2 separate regions of the Homo sapiens genome follow, and region 1 is linked to region 2. Evidence: read pairs that join two places in POLR2A ChIA-PET (ENCODE). Cell type or tissue: B cell. All regions are shown on one strand.

Region 1 (4,000 bases), 120 kb before region 2:
TTCATTCTTTTTAATGGCTGAATAATATTTCATTGTGTACATATACTACATTTTTTTCATCCACTGATGGGCACTCAGGTTGATTTTATTATCTTGGGTACTGTGAATAGTGCTGCAAAAACATGGGCACATAGATGTCTTTTTGATGTACTGAATTTCATTCTTTTGCATATATACCCAGTAATGGAATTGCTGGATCATACGGTTGTTCAGTTATTAGGTTTTTGGATTTTTTGAGATAGAGTCTTGCTCTGTTGCCCAGGCTGGAGTGCAGTGACACAACCTTGGCTCACTGCAACCTCTGCTTCCTAGGTTCAAGCGATTCTCCTGCCTCTGCCTCGGAGTAGCTGGGATTACAGGTGTGTGCCACCACGCCTGGCTAATTTTTGTGTTTTTAGTAGAGATGGGGTTTTATGTGAGACAGGCTGGTCTCAAACTCCTGGCCTCAGGTGATCCGCCTGCCTTGGCCTCCCAAAATGCTGGCATTACAGCCCTGAGCCACCGTGCCTGACCAGTTTTTAGGTTTTTGAGAACCTGCATACAGTTATCTGTAGTGGTTTTACTAATTTACATTCCCACCAACACAGTACCAGGGTTCTCCTTTCTCTGCATTTTTGAGAACATCTGCTATTTCCAGTCTTCTTGTTAAAAGCCATTTTAACTGGGGTGAGATGATATATGTTTATAGTTTTTATTTGCATTTTCCTGATGATTTGTGATGTTGAACATTTTTTCATATACCTGTTGGCCATTTGTATGTCTTCTTTTTAGAAATGTCTGTTCATGTATTCCCCCCCTCACCCCTTTTTTTTTTAAGACGGAGTCTTGTGCTGTTGCCCAGGCTGGAGTGTGGTGGCTCATTCTTGGCTCCCTGCAACCTCTGCCTCCTGGGTTGAAGCAATTCTCCTGCCTCAACCTCCAGGTAGCTGGGATTACAGGTGCACACCATCATGCCCGGCTAATTTTTGTATTTATAGTAGAGACGGGGTTTTGCCATTTTGGCCAGGCTGGTCTCGAACTCCTGACCTCAAGTGATTCACCTGCCTCAGCCTCCCAAAATGTTGGGATTTCAGGCGTGAGCCACTGTGCCTGACCTTTTCCCCAAAAGCGTTCTTTTTGCTTAAAATTGTTTTGGCTATTTGGGGTGTTTGTGGCTCCACCTAAATTTTAGGGTCATTTTTTTCTATTTCTTTGAAGAATGTAATCTGTATCAGAATACCAAAAATACTCTTCACAGAAATGGAAAAAACGATCCTTGGCTGGGTGCTGTGGCTCATGCTTGTAATCCTAGCACTTTGGGAGGCTGAGGCGGGTGGATCATCTGAGGCTGTGAGTTCGAGACCAGCATGTGACCAACATGGAAAAACCCCATCTCTACTAAAAATACAAAATTAGCCCGGCGTGGTGGCACATGCCTGTAATTCCGGCTACTCGGGAGGCGAGGCAGGAGAATTGCTTGAACCTGGGAGGTGGAGGTTGTGGTGAGCCAAGATCACGCCATTGCACTCCACCCTGGGCAACAAGAGTGAAACTCCGTCTCAAAAAAAAAAAAAAAAAGATCCTAAAATTGTCTTCTGTGTGGTCATTTTAACAATATTAATTCTTCCAATCCATGAGCATGGAATATCTTTCCATTTTTTGTGTGTCTGCATCAATTTCTTTCATCAGAGTTTTATAGTTTTCCTTGTACAAATCTTTCACTTCTTTGGTTAAATTAATTCCAGCTGGTCACAGGGGCTCACTCCTGTAATCTCATCACTTTGGGAGGCTGAGGAGGGCAGATCACATGAGGCCAAGAGTTCAAGATCACCCTAGCCAGCATGGTGAAACCCCGTCTCTATTAAAAATACAAAAAAATTAGCCAGGCATGGTGGTGTGCACCTGTAGTCCTAGCTACTCGTGAGACTGAGGCGTGAGAATCGCTTGAACCCGGGAGGCAGAGGCTGCAGTGAACCAAGATTGGTGCCACTGCACTCCAGCCTGGGCAACAGAGTGAGACTTTGTCTCAAAAATAAATAAATAAATAAATAAATAAATAAATATAATAATAATAATTAATTCTGGATTTTTTCTGTTCTTCGTAGCTATTGTAATGGGATTGCTTTCTGATTTCTTTGTAAGATTGCTCGCCATTGGTGAGCATACAATGGTGTATGCTATTCTATACACCATTGATGTATAGAAATGCTGCTGATTTTTGTATGTTGATTTTGCATCCTGGAATTTTACTGAATTTGTTCATCCGTTCTAACAGGTTTTTTTGGTGCAATCTTAAGGCTGTTCTGAGTATACAATCATATCATTTGTGAACAAGGCTAATTTGACTTCTTCCTTTCCAATTTGGTTACCCTTTATTTTTTTCTCTTGCTTAACTGCTCTGGCCAGGACTTCTAGTACTATACTGAATAAAAGTGGTGAAAGTCGGCATTCTTGTTCCATATCTTAGAGGAAAAATCTTCAGTTTTTCCCTATTTAGAATGACGTTAGCTATGGGTTTTTCATAAATAATCTTTATTATTGTGAGGAATGTTCCTCCTATGCCCAGTTTGTTGAGGGTTTTTATCATAAAGGGATGTTGAATTTTATCAAATGCTTTTCCAGGATCTATTGAAACTATCATATGGTTTTTGTTCTTGGTTCTGTTAAGGTGATATATCACGTTTATTGATTTACATATTGTATTAGTCTCTTCATGCTGCTGATAAAGACATACCCAAGACTGAGCAAGTTACAAAAGAGGTTTATTGGACTTAGAGTTCCATATGACTGGGGAGGCCTCACAATCATGGCTGAAGGTGAAAGGCACATCTCACATGGCAATGGCAAGAGAGAGAATGAGAGCCAAGCAAAATGGGTTTCCCCTTATGAAACCATCAGATCTCGTGAGACTTATTCACTACCGTGAAAACAGTATGGGGTAAACCGCCCCCATGATTCAATTATCTCCCACCTGGTCCCTTCCACAACACATGGAAATTATGGGAGTACCATTCAAGATGAGATTTGGGTGGGGACACAGAGCCAAACCATATCACATATGTTGAACCATCCTTGGGTCCCTGGGATGAATGCCACTTTATCATGGTGAATGATCTTTTAATGTGTTGTTCAATTTGGTTTGCAGGTATTTTATTGAGAATTTTTGTATCTGTCTTCATGTGTGATATGGGCTTGTAGTTTTTTGTTGTTGTTGTTGCTTTGTCTGGTTTTGGTGTCAGGATAATGCTGGTCTCATAGGATGAGTTTGGAAGTCTTCCTTTCTCTTCAGTTTTTTTGAAGAGTTTGAGTAGAATTGGTGTTAGTTCTTCTTTAAATGTTTGATAGAATTCAGCAGTGAAACCATCAGGTCCTGAGCTTTTCTTTGATAAAATACTTTTTATTATGGCTTCCATCTCATTACTCATTATTGATTTGTTGAGGTTTTGAATTTTTTTTGAAGAGTTTGAGTAGAGTTGGTATTAGTTCTTTAAATGTTTGATAGAATTCAGCAGTGAAGCCATAGGTCCTGAGCTTTTCTTTGATAAGATACTTTTTATTATGGCTTCCATCTCATTACTCATTATTGATTTGGTGAGGTTTTCTATTTCCTTATGGTTCAATCTTGGTAGGTTGTATGTGTCCAGGAATTTATCCACTCACTTCTGGATTTTATTGAATTTGCTGGTATATGGTTGTTCATAAGGATTCTTTTTAGTTCTTTGATCTAGTTGTTTTGTCTTCTATTTAATTTGTTACTTACTTGGGTCTTCTCTTTTTTGCTTAGTCAAGCCACAGTTTTGTTGATTGTAACTTTTCATTAAAAAGTTTCATTTCATTGATCTTTTTTTTTGTCTCTATTTCATTTATTTATGCTCTGATCTTTATTTTTTCTTCATACAAATTTGGGTTTGATTTGTTCTTGTTTTTCAAGTTCCTTGAGGTGCATTATTAGGTTATTTGAAGTCTTTCTACTTTTTTTCTTTTTTCTGCTTTTTTAATGTAAGCATTTATTGCTTTCAAC
Region 2 (4,000 bases):
CTGTTTTGTTAGATAAGAGAATGCAATTTTAAAGGGAGTTGAATGTATCTTGTTTTGGCTACAAATTTTTCTGAGTAAATACAACTAAAGTTCTTAATACATGTGATTACAATAGCAATTGTCTAGTAGTATTGTTTTAATTCTGCAAATATCACTTCTGAAGTTAAAATTCAAATTAGGAATTAATGATACTAAAATTAGGAATTAATGATATTAAAATTAATGATATTAAAAAATTCAAATTAGGAATTAATATTAATTCCTAAAAATATAGTAAATACTGTTACATAGCATTTATTTTACTGGTAGCAATAGCATGTAGCAAAGTGCCTTAAGAGGATACATAGTAAGTACTCATGGTACTTGAGAACCAAAGCACAAAAGATGAGAATCTGTATAATTATGAAAAAACTCCTAGGCGTCCTGTGATTGCATATTCAACTATGACTATATTTTATTTTATTTTTGAGACGGAGTTTCGCTCTTTTGCCCAGGCTGGAGTGAAGTGTCACAGTCTTGGTTCAGTGCAACCTCTGCCCCCCAGGTTCAAGCGATTCTCCTGCCTCAACCTCCCTAGTAGCTGGGATTATAGGCGCCCACCACCACACCTGGCTAATTCTTTTTGTATTTTTAGTAGAGATGAGGTTTTGCCATGTTGGCCAGGCTGATGTCAAACTCCTGACCTCAGGTGATCCACCTGCCTTGGCCTCCCAAAGTGCTAGGATTACAGGCGTGAGCCACCGCGCCTGGCCAATTCAACTACGACTTTATGAGGTTAATATTTAACTCATGTTTTTCATATTCTATATTTAAAACAATCTCAGCAGTGATTTTTAAGTGAAAAATTGCTCAAAAAAATTTTTAAGGTTACTAATTTCTACCCCTTATTCTTTCCAATGGGAATCCTTTGGTAAAATAGGAGAAATAATTCTGTGCAATTAATTAAAAAGCCTGATTTGATATCAGGTGTATATTATAACTAAAACTTTTGCAAAATAAGTCTGTATGTCATTCATACTTTCAAACTATCTAGTGGCCTTTGGGGGTTTTGAGGGAATATAATTCAAACTTTTAATCAGTTAACAATTTTCCTTGCCTGGGTTTTGATGATTACTTATTACTGTCTACACATTATCAGGAATTTTTTTTTTTTTTTTTTTGGAAACAGAGTTTCACTCAGGTTTCCCAGACTGGAGTGCAGTGGCGCGATCTCAGCTTACTGCAAGCTCCGCCTCCCGGGTTCAAGCGATTCTCCTGCCTCAGCCTCCCGAGTAGCTGGGATTACACGCATGGGCCACCACATCCAGCCAATTTTTGTATTTTTAATAGAGACAGGGTTTCTCCATGTTGGTCCGGCTGGTCTTGAACTCCCAACGTCAGGTGATCTGCCTGCCTTGGCCTCCCAAAGTGCTGGGATTACAGGTGTGAGACACCGTGCCCAGCCACATATCAGGAATTCTTATACAAACATTTTTGTTTTGATGCTGTTTATAAAATGCTAATAATCATAATGTTGTATTTCTATAGTCAGCTTCATGCTACGTCAAAATACAGTCTTTTTGAGGGGAGGGTTAACATCATTTTGGCCAGCATTTTTCCAAGCCCACTGCTATATAGTTTAAAAAAAAAATCTTTGTAAGGTATGCCTGACCTAAAATAACTACATATATTTAAAGTGTACAACTTGTTCAATTTTGGCATGTATATACACTAGCGAAGCCATCACCACAACCAGGATAATGATTATATCCATCAGTCCCCAGAATTTAATCCCTCCATTTTTTTTTCTCTCCCACCTGTGCCCTCTTCCCCAGGCAGCTACCAAACTTTTTCCTGGTGTTAAAGATTCATTTGTTGTTTTCTGGAATTTTATGTAAATAGAATCATATAATACATCATTTTTGGTTTATAGTCTGTGTCCATTGACTTAGCATAATTATTTCAAGATTCATCTATGTTGTGTGTTTTAGTAGTTCATTCTTGTTATTTTGATGCTTATTACATTATATGGATATACCATAGTTTATTTACCTGTTAATGAACACTTGAGCTGATTTTATTTTGGACCTATTCCAAATAAGACTGCTTTGAATATTCATGCAAAAGTCACATTTTATGGAAAAATGCTTTCATTTCTCTTGTGTAAATGCCTAGGAGTAGAAAGACTGGATCATGTGTAGGTATATGTTAAACGTTTTGTGAAACTATTCAAATATTTTCCAAGGTGGTTGTACCATTTATGTATATTCTCAATGGATTGTGTACGAAATCCCATTCTATTTTTTTTTTTTTTTTTTAAAAGGCAGGGTCTCACTGTGTCTCCCAGGCTGGGTGTAGTGGTGTGATTGCGGCTCACTGCAGCCTTGACCTCCTGGGCTCAAGCAGTTCTCTTGCCTCAGCCTTCTGAGCAGCTGGGACTACAGGCATGCATCACCATGCCCAGCTCAATTTTATTTTTTGTAGAGATGGGGTTTCTCCATGTTGCTCAGGCTGGTCTCAAACTTCTGGGCTCAAGCAGTCTTCCCACCTCAGCCTCCTGAAGTGTTCGGATTACAGGTGTGACCCACCATGCCCAGCCTTGCATCACATTCTTACCAACAGTTGGTGTGTAGTCTATATTTTCATTTTAACCATTCTAGTAGGTATGTAGTAGTAGTTCATTGTGGTTTTAATTTGCATCAAGCATCTTATCACATGCTTATTTGCCATTTGTCTATCTTTCTGCATGAATTGCCTTCAAATCTTATGTTTATTTTGTATTAGGTTGCTTGTTTTCTTGATTCAATTTTAACAGTTATTTGTATGTTCTGGATAAAAGTAATTTATCAGAAATGTGATTTGCAAATATTTTCTCTTACTCTATGGCTTGTCTTTTCATTCTGTTTACAAGGTGTTTTCATTTTATTTATTTATTTTTTAAGCAAAGTCTTGCTCTGTTGCCTATGCTGGAGTGCAGTGGTATGATCTTGGCTCACTGCAATCTCCACCTCCTGGGTACAAGCGATTCTCATACCTCAGGTGTGCACTAACACACCCGGCTAATTTTTATATTTTTAGTAGATGAGTAGACTGGGTTTCACCATGTTACCCAGGCTGGTCTCAAACTCCTGGGCTCAAGTGATCTGCCCACCTCGGCCTCCTAAAGTGCTGGGATTAGGAGCGTGAACCACCGCAGCCGGCCACAAGTTCTTTTGAAGTGCAGAAGTTCTTAATTTTGATGATGTCTAATGTATTAGTTCTGGTTATTCATTTTCTTTTGGGTGTTGTATTTAAGAAATCTTTGCCTAACCTAAGATCACAAAAACTTTCTCCTGTTCTAAGTGTTTTTGAGTTTCAGTATTACATTTAGGTCTAATCCATTTCAAGTTAATTTGTTTACATGGTGTGAAGTATAGACCTCAGTTCTTTGTTACTGTTGTTGTTTTTGCATCTGTATGTCAATTGTTACAGCATTATTTCTTGAAAAGATTATCTTTTCTTTCACTAAACTACCTCTTTCACCTTTTCAAAAATCAGTTGACACAGATGAGTAGGTCTAATTCTGGAGTCTGTTTTGGGCCATTGATCCATCTTTATGGTAATAGCTCACTGTCTTTATCACTATAACCTTATAATAAATCATGAAGTCATGTATTGTAAGTCATTCAAATATATTATTCTTCTAAGTTCTTTTTTCTTTTTTCTTTCGTTTTTTTTTTTTTTTTTTTGCCTTATCACTCTGACTTAGAACTTCCAGTCCAATGTTGAATAGAAGTGATCACCAGCAGACATTATTATCTTGTTTCTGATCTTGGGGAAAGCAGTCTTTTATTATTAAGTATAATGTTTTCTTTAAGTTTGTTGTAGATGCCCTTTATAAGTTTGAGGACGTTTCTTTGCATTCCTACTTTGTTAAGAGTTTTCATAAGGAAAGGATGTTGGATTTTATCAAATGATTTTTTTTTTTTTTTTGCCTACTATTGAAATGATCATCCTTTTTTCTTTTTTAGTATGATAGGTT

What was found. ChIA-PET counts read pairs that join two places held together with the same protein. Peaks named below come from ENCODE experiments on the same cell type or tissue, not always from the same donor. Only the 100,000 strongest peaks of a DNase experiment are listed, where the experiment ranks them.
Region 1: POLR2A ChIA-PET joins it to region 2 with 6 read pairs; 2 of 35 experiments call an interaction of 5 or more read pairs at or near these places.

Annotation. Positions count from the first base shown.
Region 1 is chr5:119,083,325-119,087,324 of GRCh38, forward strand. The region is part of intron 1 of DMXL1 (Dmx like 1); the gene reads left to right. Among named protein-coding and RNA genes, the nearest start is that of DMXL1, 14 kb to the left of the region's middle. RefSeq lists a silencer at 507-586. In B cell, no CTCF peak of the experiment used is centred here; no DNase peak of the experiment used is centred here; H3K27ac peaks cover 3,208 bases.
Region 2 is chr5:119,207,070-119,211,069 of GRCh38, forward strand. All of the region lies in intron 34 of DMXL1 (Dmx like 1), which reads left to right. Among named protein-coding and RNA genes, the nearest start is that of MIR5706, 54 kb to the left of the region's middle. In B cell, no CTCF peak of the experiment used is centred here; no DNase peak of the experiment used is centred here.